2 separate regions of the Homo sapiens genome follow, and region 1 is linked to region 2. The links are chromatin contacts, found by Hi-C or POLR2A ChIA-PET in ENCODE. All regions are on one chromosome and are shown on one strand. Each heading gives the region's core, a stretch centred on a gene start or an enhancer-like site at or near the end of the contact. The rest is flanking DNA. Distances are from core to core; before and after follow the strand shown.

Region 1 (6,953 bases), core at 1,356-3,855, 400 kb before region 2:
ACAGAGAAAGAGAGCATGCTCTGAGTCCAATAGTCCATGTTGTTCTCTTCTGGCTTTTGACAGTGACAGAGATTGAGAAATCATGAGAGCTAGATGGAATTAGATGCTGAGAGAAAGAAAACATCACAGACCCAACACTGACGACCAACACAGTCTGTGGCTGATGACTAAATAATGAGAAGACTCACACAAAAAGTAGTATTAGTGATCAGGGAGACAGAGAGAGCACAGCTTTGTAAGACGCACGTTTGGAGGTCCTGGTGGATGGTGTGCCTGTAACCCATGAGCATCTCCATCCCAAACAGCCATCCGCACAGATCAGCCCTTTGGATTTTTCCATAGGTCATCAATGACCTTAGGAGAGCAGCTGCAGGAGACTGGGAGAGGCAGAAGCAAGAGAGTAAAAGGGATTTTCTGTGATTGATGGAGCAAAGCATCAGGTTACATGAGCACTGTGTGACTCATAAGGAAGAAATGATCATCTCAAGTGGCTATCACTCCAACAGAAGCAGCAACGGGCCAAGGAGCTCTGTTCAGATGCTGTGCTGTATCCACACAGAGGATGGTTCTACAAAAGCCAACTGTTGTATTAAAGGGAAGAGTCATCCTGAGTGACCACACATTAGAGAGGGTGGCACTGGCAACACACCCCATCCTCCCTGCTGCACTGTAGAAAGCCAATAGGGTTTGACAGGGGCACAAAAGCGTGATTGTTTTCATCTCTCTGGGGTCCAGCCAAGTAAGCTTAATTAAATGAAAATAATAGCATTTCAGTTCACCTGCAGAGGTGGGAGAAGAGGAATGAAAGTAATCCAAGTTTCCATCAAATACTTCTTGGTTCATGGTGCAGCTCTCTAATCACCTGATATTTATTGTTAACTTGTTTTTTTTTTCCTTCACTGTAGCTATTAGAGTAGAAATTTAATTACTGTGATTGAATTATTAAAGGATTCAGAAATACCTTTTGCATACTAAGCCTTTTCTTCCCCCTGAACTGGAAGCTGGCACTAAGAACTTTTCTGTCACTTTGGTATGCCTGAGTGCTGACTTCCAAAGCTTTGAGTCTTAACATCCTTGACAAAGGTTCATTTAATACATGCCATGTAAATATTAGGGAGAGATGTAAAATAGTGTTATATAAGAATTATATTTGAAAATATTACTGATAGGAAAGATAATGGCTTCTATTTATTATTATTATTTTTTGAGATGGAGTTTCGCTTTTGTTGCCCAGGCTGGAGTGCAGTGGCGCGATCTTGGCTCACTGCAACCTCTGCCTCCCAGGTTCAAGCCATTCTCCTGCCTCAGCCTCAAGAATAGCTAGGATGACAGATGCCTGTCACCATACTCGGCTAATTTTTATATTTTTAGTACAGATGGGGTTTCACCATGTTGGTCAGGCTGGTCTCAAACTCCTGACCTCAGATGACCCTCCCACCTTAGCCTTCCAAAGTGCTGAGATTACAGATGTGAGCCACCATGCCCAGCCCAGATAATGGCTTCTAAAATTTTATATCTATCTCAGGAATGTAATAGAGATCGACAATTATTAAGGAAGACTTGAAGCGGGGGAGCCTTTTAGCTTTTTGATTTAAATTTTTTTTCTTGGAGAAAACAGCAACAACAACAACCATACAAAACACTAGCAGTGGTGATCATTGGGAAAATAAAAACCTGAATTGTTTCAGCCCTGTTGCTTAGCAAAATAAAAAATAAGGCACCCTGATTTTTTTTTCCTTAGAATTATAAACTTGAATGGCCAATAGAGTAGTGGATCTTTTTTATTTTCAGGCTTTGGACCACTTGAATGAAGCAGGAGCTTGCAGGCATCACAGATTTTCATTTATCTCCCCCCAGATCTACCGTCCCATCCACAAAACTTCCCTTGGCACCAGTGTCTTAGTGGCTTCCACTGTTACGTAGCCTGAGTCGGCGTTTCTCCTGGAGTTGAGGGGGTTGCACTGCAGTGATGGTGACTGGTTTGTCTAGCATGCCCTGGGGCTTCTGGAAGTATTGGTTTGGTTCTTCCTTAAGGAACCTCTCCTGACAGATAAAAGGCTTCAATCCTGGACCACCTGGCTTCAGGAGCTTCAGGCCTTGTCACTTTGTCTGCCAACTGGCCTCCTTCATTCTCGACTCCCAGCCCCATTCTCCATTTACAGCTGCTCATGCCTGCCTGCGAATTAGATGCAAAAATCAGTTTTCTTCCCTTCTCTGGTCTCAGCTGGGTTTCCTGGATGCTCTTTTCTGATCTCTTCCACCAATTGTGATTCTTTGAACAGTTCTCCTAGTAAAGCGACTTCCTGCTCTGCCAGGTTCCTGGCTCCCCTCTCCCAGCAGATAACCCACAGGTCTCACAGACAAGACCCACACTGGCATCAATGGCTCTGAGCTCTGAGCCCCAAGCAAAGCACCCATGGGCCCCTGGCACTTTCTCAGTTTAACCAGTAGGGCTCTATTCCTGCATCTCCATAGAGAGAAGAAAAGCAGGGGGTCACTTATCCATCATTCATTCCATAACTATGGACTGAACATTTGCTAAGCACTAGGCCAATGTGCCTCTGTAGAGCCCTTCATCTATTATCCGAGAAGCTCAGCAGAGGGCACTCCTGTATTATAACAGTTAAGCACCGGGGCAGTGAACCTGAACCCAGAGTTCCACAGCAGGTCTGCAGTGAGAACATGCAAATAACCCCACACTTATGCGCGCACGCGCGTGTGTGTATGTGTGTACACGTGTGCCCATGTTCTGGTCTTTATTTACTCATCATATTCAAGAATAAATGGGATGCTCCCTTTTGCATTTTAGGTTATTAGCCTTACTCAAGCAAAGATAATAATGCCATGATATATTGCTCATCGGATTCACTCAAAAGTCATTTTAATTGGTGGCACATTTTATTTCAAAGCCCTTAAAGGGAAAAAAAAGAGAATATTTTAGGATGCAATTTCAAAATTACTGCCAAGTTATTGCCTTCTGTTTGCTTGAAATAATTGAGTTCTTCTCTGGATGCAGTCATCTTGATGAAGAATAGAAAGGAGAGGACCTGAAATGTCACTGCTGCTGGAAGAGGAATTCATCTCAGGCAGACACAAGTACATGCTATTCTTTGAAAAAATCTCTCCTTCTGATTAATTAAAATGAAGTAAGTGCCACAGTGCAGCCAATATTTTCCACTCAGTGGAATTTAGCCATGATGTATGTCCATGAAGAAATAGGCTCAAAGTAGGCCTTACATGTCTGATATGAGTGGTAAACATTACCTTCCTTTTCATAATTCCAGTGTTTTTCAATAAAAATCCACATTTGAAGGAAAGTTACCAGTCGACTCAACCAAATGATATTTTTATGTGTTAGAAGTTAAATTATCAACTGTAAAATTAACTTATCACCTGGTGAGTGAAATTAGCAGGTAGAGTGGTTGCTATTCAATTATGGTGAGTTGCTGTTTAATGGCTGTGTTCTGGAAGGCTCTATTAATGTCTATTAATCTGTTTTTTCCTACTGGACAGCAGACAGCCCTTTATTGCTAAACCCCATCATGGTGGTGCAAAATGTGGAGGCTGCAGTCAAAACCACTGAGGCTCTTGGTAATAATTAGCATAGCACCAAAAAGATACATCGGATACTTTACTAAAATATCTCCTTCCTACCACCTTAAAACTTAAAGCAAGTCTTGACTAGGGGAAAAGGAAGTAACACAAAGGTAATCTGTGGAAGCCGGATGGAGAGGCTTCCAGTCTGATCTGTCTCTTTCCAAATGTCCAGGTCCCAGGCTACTAAACCAAAGGCTCATCTTGGGTTGGGGCTCAGCCTCGGCCCTGCCTGTGGCAGAGAAGAAAGAGAAACAAGAAACAGTCTCATGAGAAGCTGGCTATCTATGGGGCAGGCATTAAAGAGAGTCAAGAAAATCACTCCAAAAACACAAAATCCTGTCTCCCCAGGGTTCCCAATAACGGAAACATCATCATTATGAATTATGCCAACATATGTTGTTTCTGTTGCCTCACTAGAGTTGCTCTTTTGGTGACAGATCCTGGATTCTTCTTGGAGAACCACCCTTCCCGATTTCAACCCCTGGGCCACATCCACTGGTGTGTTCCCTCCTCCTGGACTGCAGTCCTTGATCCAGGGTGCGTGCTCCAGGCTTTGGTTAGAGTTACTGGGAAAGAGTTGTACCTTTTCCTTTCCAGGATCTAAACCAAGGATGTGAGTCCAAGGCTGCCAGAAGGAAAAAGAATCAACACAGGGGAACACGGAGGAGGACTGGAGAGACACCTGCTCGAAAGACTCCTTTTGAGCTCCTGGGTCTAGCCATGCCTGAAGAGGACCTTTATCCTTAACTTTTCAGTGATGTCAGTGAATACATTTCCATTTTTATTTAAAATGAAGTAAGTGGCACAGTGCAGCCAATATTTTCTGTTGAACTCTATCCTTCGGGTGGCTCACTTTATTCCTCATTGAAGGAAATAGCGTGTGGGTAGAGTGGGATGTGAGGAAGAGGGCAGGCAGGTGCCCAGTTTTGTGCATACAGACCCTTGGTCCTGGAGCAGGCAGTGGGCCTCTAGGTTCTGCCTTAGCCGTCACGGGCGCCTAGGCCTTGTTACCTCACTGGACAACGTTGGGTGGAATGATAGGCAGGGTCCTTTCCAGCCTGATACTTCGTTTCCAGCCCCAAATCCACTCAGTAGAGTGGATGGTCGCTCCGGCTGCCACCTTGGGAATTCCAAGGATAGGGGTGGTGGTGGCTTGTCCTTCCTTCTACAGGTGAGGTCTTCTCACATGCTTTGGTACCAACGATATCATATGTCTTTTCGTGGTTTGTGAACAGAAGGTGATAAAGTATTTCTCTAAAATTCTAGCTTTTATTCATAAATTCTTAGCATTTTCATTTTCTTCTCCCTTGACCCCGTTTCCGTCGTTTCTGTCTCATAAGCTAGAGCTGGGAAGATGCGGTCGCCCATGCTGCGGCCTGCTGTCTCCTGCGGAGCAGCTCTCCCCAGATCTGTGTGTTTGCCATAATATACTCTCACTTTTCTCCGCACCCAGAGAGGATATACATTTGTTACATGTTTACAAACCAGAATAAAACCATTGAACTGAGGTGACAGGAGGTGGAACCCGTGGAATATCAGTGTTTGTAACCCACTGCGCCACCAGCTCCAAGCTGTAGACACATTTTCTTTCAGCCCCCGGGGCTGGTGTTGCCATTTCTGCGGAGTAGTTCACCTGCGGGCAGGTGGTTCTCAGTTCCCAAAGTCGGGTGGCAAGGGGTGCTCTCCCGAAATGCTGACGCTTCCCCTGGGATGTCAGCAGAGTCGATGCGGACGAAATGAGGTAGCCCAGGCGTGTCTGGGAGGGTGAGCTGTCCGAGCTACTTGGGGCAGGTAGGTCTTCTAATCCCCCATCGCGGCCTAGGTCCGACCCTGCCCCAACCGCCGCCACCGGGCAAGAAAGGCTGGGCCTCCAGGGTGCCCTGGGCACAGGCCTGGGCTCCGGAGGGCGGCGCTGGCCGGGTGCAGCCCCCTGGAACCCAGGCAGGAGGCGAGCCTGGGCGTCACTGGGGGCCGGGGCCGGCGACAGCCGCGGCGCGAGGGTGGGAGGGGACGCGCCCGGCTGGATCCAGAGCGCAGGCTGGCAGCTCACCGAGGCCAGCCCCGTCCCGTCCCTTCTGGGGTTTGGAGGCCCCAGCCTCGCCGCCCTCACTCCCCAGAGCGGCGCTCTCCCAGTCACCCTGGGGGCCGCCCTGCCCCGCCTCGCGCCCACAGAGCTGGGACCCCGGGACCCACTCCCTCAGGCAGGCTGCGTCGCCCACGGCTGCGGCCCGGAGGGGCAGGGGGCGGGCTAGGACCCGGGCGGGGATTCCGGGAGCCGAGAGCTATTTTTGCAAACGCGTCAGCCGCTGGGGAGGAAGAGCCGGCTCCGCGCCCATTGTGTCTGCGCGGCGCGGCGCGGGAGGGGCCGGGGGGCGGCGGGGGGCGGCGGGGACGCAGCGAAGCGCGCGAAAACGGCCGGCTGGGCGGGGAGGACCGCGCCTGACCCCCGGCGGCGGGCGGGGCGGGGCCCGGGGCGGGTCCGGGGGCGGGTCCGGGGCGGGGCGCGAGGGGGCGGGTCCGGGAGCTCTCCGGCCGCTGCAGGCTGGCGGCTGCTGCGGCGGCGCGGGGACTGTGAGGCTGCCGAGCGGACAGCGACTCCCGGGGAAGCCCGCGCTCCGGGAGCGGGAGCGGGAGCAGGAGCAGGAGCAGCGCCGTCCCAGGCCAGAGGCGAGCGCCGGGCGCCGGGAGAGCGGAGAGCCCGGGCAGCTGCCGGAGCGCGGGGGCGCGGCCCGAGGAAACCACAGAGCGAGCCCAGGCCTGGGGAGGGCGCCGAACATCTGAGGCGGCTTCGCGGGAGACAAAGCCGCGCGTAGAGACGCGATGCCCGCCGATCGCGAGCCCGGCCGGCGAGGGCGCGGGGACTGCGGCGTCTGAGCGCGCCAAGCCGTGCGCCCGCGGGGACGCCGAGCCCCGGGGCCGGTGCGGGCGGCGGCGGGCGGGGCCCAGGTGCGCCCGGCCGCGTCGGGCCCGTGACTGCTCGGGGGGCGGCGCCCTCCCGCCGCAGCCGCAGTGGCTGGCGCCGCAGCCAGGAGCCATGGGCAACATCTCCTCTAACATCTCGGCCTTCCAGTCCCTGCATATCGTCATGTTGGGCTTGGACTCGGCCGGCAAGACCACGGTGCTCTACCGGCTCAAGTTCAACGAGTTCGTGAACACGGTGCCCACCATCGGCTTCAACACCGAGAAGATCAAGCTGAGCAACGGCACGGCCAAGGGCATCAGCTGCCACTTCTGGGACGTGGGCGGCCAGGAGAAGCTGCGGCCGCTGTGGAAGTCCTACAGCCGCTGCACGGACGGCATCATCTACGTGGTGGACTCGGTGGACGTGGACCGGCTGGAGGAGGCCAAGACGGAGC
Region 2 (6,455 bases), core at 865-3,364:
ATTTCTCACTTTCTCTGCAATCCTCTTATGACTCTTGGCTCATATGAATTTTTTTTCCCATCTTTCTCCATCTTATCATCCATTACCTTTGACAGTTTCAACATCAGCTCTTCCCTTCTGCACTGCTTCCCATCTGGCTTTCCTTCCTATAGTCGTTTTATTTCTCATCCACCCCTTTCAAGACCTCTCTCAATTCATGCTTTATCTCATTCTCTTATCTGACCATGTCATCCCTGAGCCCCTATCTTTGGGCTCTGGTTTTCTAAAGAATTCTATTTTTTTATTCAGGCAAGGTCTTGCTCTGTTGCCCAGGATGGAGTGCAGTGGTGCAGTCATAGCTCACTGCAGCCTTGACCTCCTGGGCTCAAGCGATCCTCCTGCCTCAGCCTCCCAAGTAGCTAGGACTACAGGCACACACTACCATGCCTGCATATTTCTGTATTTTTTTTGTAGAGATGGGGTTTTGCCATTTTGCCCAGGCTAGTCTTGAACTCCTGAGCTCAAGCAATCTGTCCACCTCAGCCTCCCAAAGTGCTGGAATTACAGGTGTGAGCCACTGTGCCTGGCTTATTTTTTTATAAAACTCTGTTTCTTCACTAAGATTTTAGAAAATTCTCAGCAATTGGTTTAATCACAATGTTCATCTGACCCATGGTAACGTTTTTTCTGTGGGGCTTGCTTATCTGCTGTATATGTTTGCTATTTCTTTTCTCATTTTTTATATATTGCTGTTGTATAGATTCTGTACTGATTCCTTCTTTATTCAGACTCATTGTTAGTGAGCTAAGCTCCTGGACAAACTATAGGGAGAGGCTGCTGGGGCCTATGGACCAGGGCCTTCTCCCAGCCTAAAAGACTTTTTCCTGGTGTCCAGTGAAGTTACTCATGACACAGGTTTATGTGTGAGTTTTTTGTTTTGTTTTAGGTTTAGGTTTCCAATTTCCTTAGTCAAGAGAGATCAGCAGTTGCAGAGGAGGTCTCCATTCAGTCTTTGAACACACCTGGACATACACCTAGACTGATTTCTACACACATCATGTGCCTATGTGGGCCTCTGTCAGTCACTTGGTTCCAGACTGGCTTTAGGGACGATCATGTTGCTTCCCTGCATATTCCTTTCCACATTTCCAAACAGAAGTTTAGGATTTTGCCTTTTATTGATTTAAGAGGGAAGTGTGGATGGAATGAGGATAGGAAGGCTATCCTCAAAACCAGGGGTAAAGCCAGGATTGGTGCATTTTGTCTGTGAATGAGTTAGTTCATTTATTATTCTTTTCCCTGGAACTATGAGAACAGTTACACTTGACTGATTTTTTTTTCTTTCTACACTGTAATTCCTTCCTGCTATTCAGAAGAGTTTGCCAAACCCTGATAGGTAGGAAGATGGATAGATGAATGGATAGAGAGAGAGAGAGAGAGAGAGAGAGAGAGAGAGAGAGAGAGAGAGAGATTCTGAAGTTACTGGTTTATTGGGAAAATTCAGGGAAGAGGCAGGAAAGTGAAGGGTAGCCTTTTTTCCACCAGAGCTCCAGGAGGAAACCAGCAAGAGAGGAAGCAGTGGCCCAGGCCCTATCTGAGAGAGGCAGAGGAGACCTTGGAAAGTATTTGCTGCCCATCCTTTTCCCAGAAAGGGCAATGAGACTCTTGTTTCTTACTTATATTTTGGTAGCTTGAATAATACCTCCCCAGCCCTATACTATGAATGTGTACTATAAAGTACACTTATGGTATAAAGCCATATAAATGGCCAAGGTCCCCTGCAGGTGGGATTAACTTAAAGTGGAGGAAGGTAACTCTGGACAGCAACAGGGAGAGCTGATGCTGGGGTTGCGTAGACACCAAAATCAAAATAGCGCTATTTATGGAGCACATTTTTAGAAATTCTCCCATGTGATTTTCTCAAAAACGCTATGAGGTAATAAAGGCTCAGAGAAGTCAAATTTTTTGCTCAGAGAAATCCAGCTAAAAAGTAGCTGAACTGTAATTGAAATGTATGCCTGACTGTACACAAGGTCTCTCCTAGTAACTCAGCCATTTCACATCAGAGGTGGCTGACAGGAAGCAACCACCTGCAATACTCTCTTTAATACAAAGGAGTCTCTGTAGTCCCGTGGTTTGGTGTGCACAGAACTCACCTGACCTGCTTCTCCCTCCTGGAGTCTGCAGGATGACAACGACCTGTGTAGGGCATTGGGCACTCCTGCCTCCACCTTCCAACCTCTGTGTGACTTCCTGACACTGATACCTCCAAGTCTATGGTCCCATTCTCTCTTCTCACCCCATCCCTTCACAAGTCATGGAAAACTCCAAAGTGCAATAAACTTGGTGCCAAAAGAACCTCTTACTCTTTCCCCTACCTCCACCAAACCTTTGCAAAACTTCTGAAGAAATTTGAGCTTACTCTTTCTCAGAATGGAAGGAATATTAGAAGGAAACAATAAGAATGGAAAGGGGATGGAAAAACCAGCCTTGAAGGGGGAGAAGAGGAAGCCAACATTCGCTGAACACCTGCTACATATCACACATGTCATGGTTGGCGTGTGTTCATTCTTAATCCTCCCAACCCACTACGGTAGGTAGAAACATCCCATCCTACAGGTAGGCAAACTGAGGTTCAGTGAAGATAAGTAACACACCTGAAGTCAAAAGACCCTGAAATAGCAAAATCACTTTCAACTCTCAATCTCCCTGGCCCACGCTCTTTGCCCCAGAGCCGGCTAGCCAGTGGCCCTGTAGGCGAACCAAGCAGAAGGCCCTCTCCTCAAAAATATCCCACAGAGAGCCACATCTCTGATGAGGTGTTAACCAGGAGCAGGATTGCTAACAGTCCCCCATGTTGGCCATGCCCACCATCCCTGCTCCCTGGAGGATAAAAGGGAAGAGACTTTGAACAAGACTCTGTGTGTGTGTGTGTGTGTGTGTGTGTGTGTGTGTGTGTGTGTGTGTCTGCCTTTCTCTCTTCTTCTGTCTCCCTCTTTCCCTCTGTCTCTTTCTGTCTCTGTCCCTTTCTCTTTCTGTCTGCCTGTCCCTCTGTCTCTGTCTCTCCATCTCTCATCACTCTCCCCCAACCTACAGACCACAAAGGTTTTCCCCACCACTTTACCATGGGCAGAAGCATTCACGGGGTCTCCACTATACATCCATGGAGAAGTAGGAAGTCAATTTTGGACTTTGAATCGCACTGTAGTTTCTAATCCATCAGTCACAAAGCAGTTTTTATTCATACTTGATACTTATGTTTCTGTGTGACACAATTTAGCACTCTGAGGACAAGGGATTTAATTATTTATCCCTTTAAATCTTAACCACAAAGCTTGTCTTGTTATCTGCCATATCTCCAGTGACAAGCATAGTCCCCGGCATATAGTGCAGGCTCAATATATATGTAAAATGGTAGATATATGTCTTAACATGCATGTTCTAGGAAAGTAATTGAGTATGTAAATGCAAGCATTGGGCACACAATTTTATGTGAAATGTCAGCTGTGCTGTTGTTGTTTTTGCTTTCACCTACAGTCCCAACATTTCAGAGGACTGAGGTCTTACCACGGATTTCGCTAAAATACCACAAAAGGAAATGACAAGAAGCCTTCATTTCTTCAGTTGTCGATCTATCTTATTTTGACATGGCCAAAAATATTACATTTCCAAAAATATGTCAACTACAGAAAAGATACCCAAACATGTAGTCTTAGTTTAAGCCACAGTTTACCTACATTAAATATACTCTGTTCTTTTGTCCCTACAGATTTTTTTTTTTTTTTTTTTGAGACAGAGTCTCACTCTGTCACCCAGGCTGGAGTGCAGCGGCCTGATCTTGCCTCACTGCAACCTCTGCCTCGTGGGTTCAAGCAATTCTCCCTGCTTGAGTCTTCTGAGTAGCTGGGATTACAGGCACCTGCCTCCATGCCCGGCTAATTTTTGTATTTTTAGTGGAGACAGGGTTTCACCATGTTGACCAGGCTGATCTCAAACTCCTGACCTCAGGTGATCCGCCTACCTCGGCCTCCCAAAGTTCTTGGATTACAGACGTGAGCCTCCATGCCCAGCCGTCCCTACAGATTTTAACCTATTAGATTAAGACAAGCTATCCTTTCTCTTAGTATCTGAAGATAGATGAGCCTCTGTTGCTGATTTTAAGAGCCTACCCAACGGCCCCCTCTGTCACCTGCACACTAACTACAGCTAGGACCAGGCCCCACCACCAGTGTATAACGGACTCTATCCCAATTGAGCCTTCAGGTGAGACACCTGGCCAACACTTTGACTGTAGACTATGTGAGACTTTGAAACAGAAGATGGTAAGTTATGCTCAGGTCCCTGACCTATAGAAATTGTGAAATGGGTGTTGTTTTAAGTGACTAAGTTTGTAGTGATTTGTTATATAGCAATAGATAGCTAAATACAGCACCATTTGGAAAACCTCCTTTTCTCAAACTTCTTCTATACTGTATTAGTCTCAGAGAGCTTCTATAACAAAGTATCCCCAGCCCTCCATATCTGTGGGTTCTGTATCTATGGATCTGACCAACTATGGATCGAAAATATTTGAAAGAAAAGAATGAATGCCTGTATCTGTGCTGAAGCATGTACATAGTTTTTTCTTGTCATTATTCCCTGGGCAATACAGTAGAACAACTCTTTACACAGCATTTTCATTGTGTTAGGTACTATTACAAGTAACCTGGAGATGATTTAAAGTATATGAGAAGATGTACCTAGGTCATATGCAAATATTACATTACTTTATATAAAAGACTTGAACATGTGTGGATGTTGGTATCCATGCGGGGACCTGGAACTAATCCTCCAGGGATACTGAGGGATGTCTGTGCCACAAACTGGGTGGCTTAAAACAACAGAGATGTATTGCTTCACAGTTTTGGAAGCTAGAAATCTGAAATGAATGCATTGGCAGGGCCGTGCTTCCTCTGAAACCTGTAGAGGAGAATACTTCCCTTTTCTGTGGTTGCTTCAATCCTTGACATTTATTGGCTTACAGCTGCATTAACTCTAATCTTGCCCCTGTTGTCACACGGTTTTTCCCTGTGTAGCTCTGTCTTCACAGACCCTCTTTCCATAAAGACACCAGTCATATTGGATTAGGGGCCCACCTTAGTCCCGAATGACCTCCTCTCAGTTTAAGCAGTCACATCTGCAATGACCCTGTTTCCAGACAAAACAACATTCTGAAGTACTAAAGATTAGAACCTTAGATATCTCTTTTTTTAGTGGGGTGGTGGGAGGCAGTGAAAAATTCAATTCATAGCCTATACCAAGTGCTTTTTACTAGCATGCTACCATAGCCTGAGTTAAACATGCTTAATCTGTTTTGACTACAGTGTTTTCACAGGGAGTAAAGGTTTGTGTTTTTCCTGATCCATGTGAGACTGATTAAATAAAAAATGAAAAGTGAGAAGTGGCAGGGACATCCATCACTTAAAATATTTAGCCAGCACTCTCAAAACCCAGTGGTGCACAACTGCAGAGTGAACGCTTCACCGGATGACCTTTCTGATATTGCCGGTCGACATGGTTATTGTTCAGTGGAGGAAGGTGACAGAGCATGAAAAAGATGGCATTTTGTTTTTCTCTCTAATGTGAGTAATAGAAGAGCCGGGAAGTTTATGGAGGTGGACGAGGACCAGTAGTTGAAGAAGAAATAAAATGTTGTATATAGTTTCCAGATGAGTGTTTTATTAATGGTAACGAGACTTTACATTTAGATAATGCTCCACAATTTACATTGATATTTCCTCCCTAGCAATGTGTCTTTTACATAGTAGTTACCCAAAATGTGTTGGAGAACCGATCACCGCAACGAGGTTGGGGGGCAGAGCAGCTCAGATGAAAAATATGCTGGGCAGATGTTGTTATTTTCATATTCAGATGTGTGAGCAGAACCTGGAGACACTGAGTTACTCTGTTCAAAGTCATTTCCAGATGTTAAAGCAGGTTGTCTGATTTGCCGTCTAGTAACCTTTGTTTTCAATATATTGCCCGGAACAACAACAACAACGACGACAACAACAACAACAACAAAAAGGTGTGTTAATGAGGGAAGGAGAGTGGGGAGGAATAATGTAAGCCACAAAGAGGAGAGAGATAAAAGAGAGTGGATTCACCCACTCTGAAAAGTGTCCCAGCCTGTGGGAGGAAGGGATGTCCACAGGCTTCCCTGGTCCTCTCCTTTTCCCCGGGGAGGCACAGGCTAGAGCAGGCATGTGAGGAAGATGTCCTCAGGAGGCCAAGGCCCTTTCTGAGCATTCCAACAGCAATGGGCAGGAACATTCCAATCAAAAAGCAAGAACTAACTGGAGAACTGGACTCTCAGTTAGCATGCCTGCCCATATCAAAATGCTAAAATGTTATCGGCCAGTCACAGGCAGGCACCTTGGTGCTTCTGCAAGCCTCAAGAAAGGTGTCAGGTTGGGCGAGGGGGCTCAAGCCTATAA

Evidence for each region. Hi-C counts contacts between places; a loop is a spot of excess contacts on that map. ChIA-PET counts read pairs that join two places held with the same protein, here RNA polymerase II (POLR2A). Pooled maps may share reads with other maps.
Region 1: a loop to region 2 is called in a map of CD4-positive, alpha-beta memory T cell, with 11 times the contacts of the local background. The contact joins two enhancer-like sites. A Hi-C loop is called at or near these places in 3 of 168 maps with a recorded cell type or tissue (CD4-positive, alpha-beta memory T cell, endothelial cell of hepatic sinusoid and naive thymus-derived CD4-positive, alpha-beta T cell) and 8 of 50 pooled maps. POLR2A ChIA-PET finds 5 or more read pairs at or near these places in 4 of 52 experiments (BJ, CD4-positive, alpha-beta T cell, PC-9 and 1 more).

Annotation. Positions count from the first base shown.
Region 1 is chr2:234,496,265-234,503,217 of GRCh38, reverse strand. It overlaps ARL4C (ARF like GTPase 4C), which reads left to right and starts at 6,137. Exons shown (of 2, transcript NM_001282431.2): 1 at 6,137-6,953. The coding sequence starts at 6,632. RefSeq lists an enhancer at 5,102-5,875 and silencers at 6,060-6,349, 6,460-6,559. Within about 2 kb of position 2,605, at least 3 of the 41 ENCODE cell types and tissues checked have a DNase peak (open chromatin) inside an H3K27ac peak, as active enhancers do.
Region 2 is chr2:234,097,935-234,104,389 of GRCh38, reverse strand. No RefSeq gene overlaps it. Among named protein-coding and RNA genes, the nearest start is that of SPP2, 50 kb to the right of the region's middle. Within about 2 kb of position 2,114, at least 2 of the 41 ENCODE cell types and tissues checked have a DNase peak (open chromatin) inside an H3K27ac peak, as active enhancers do.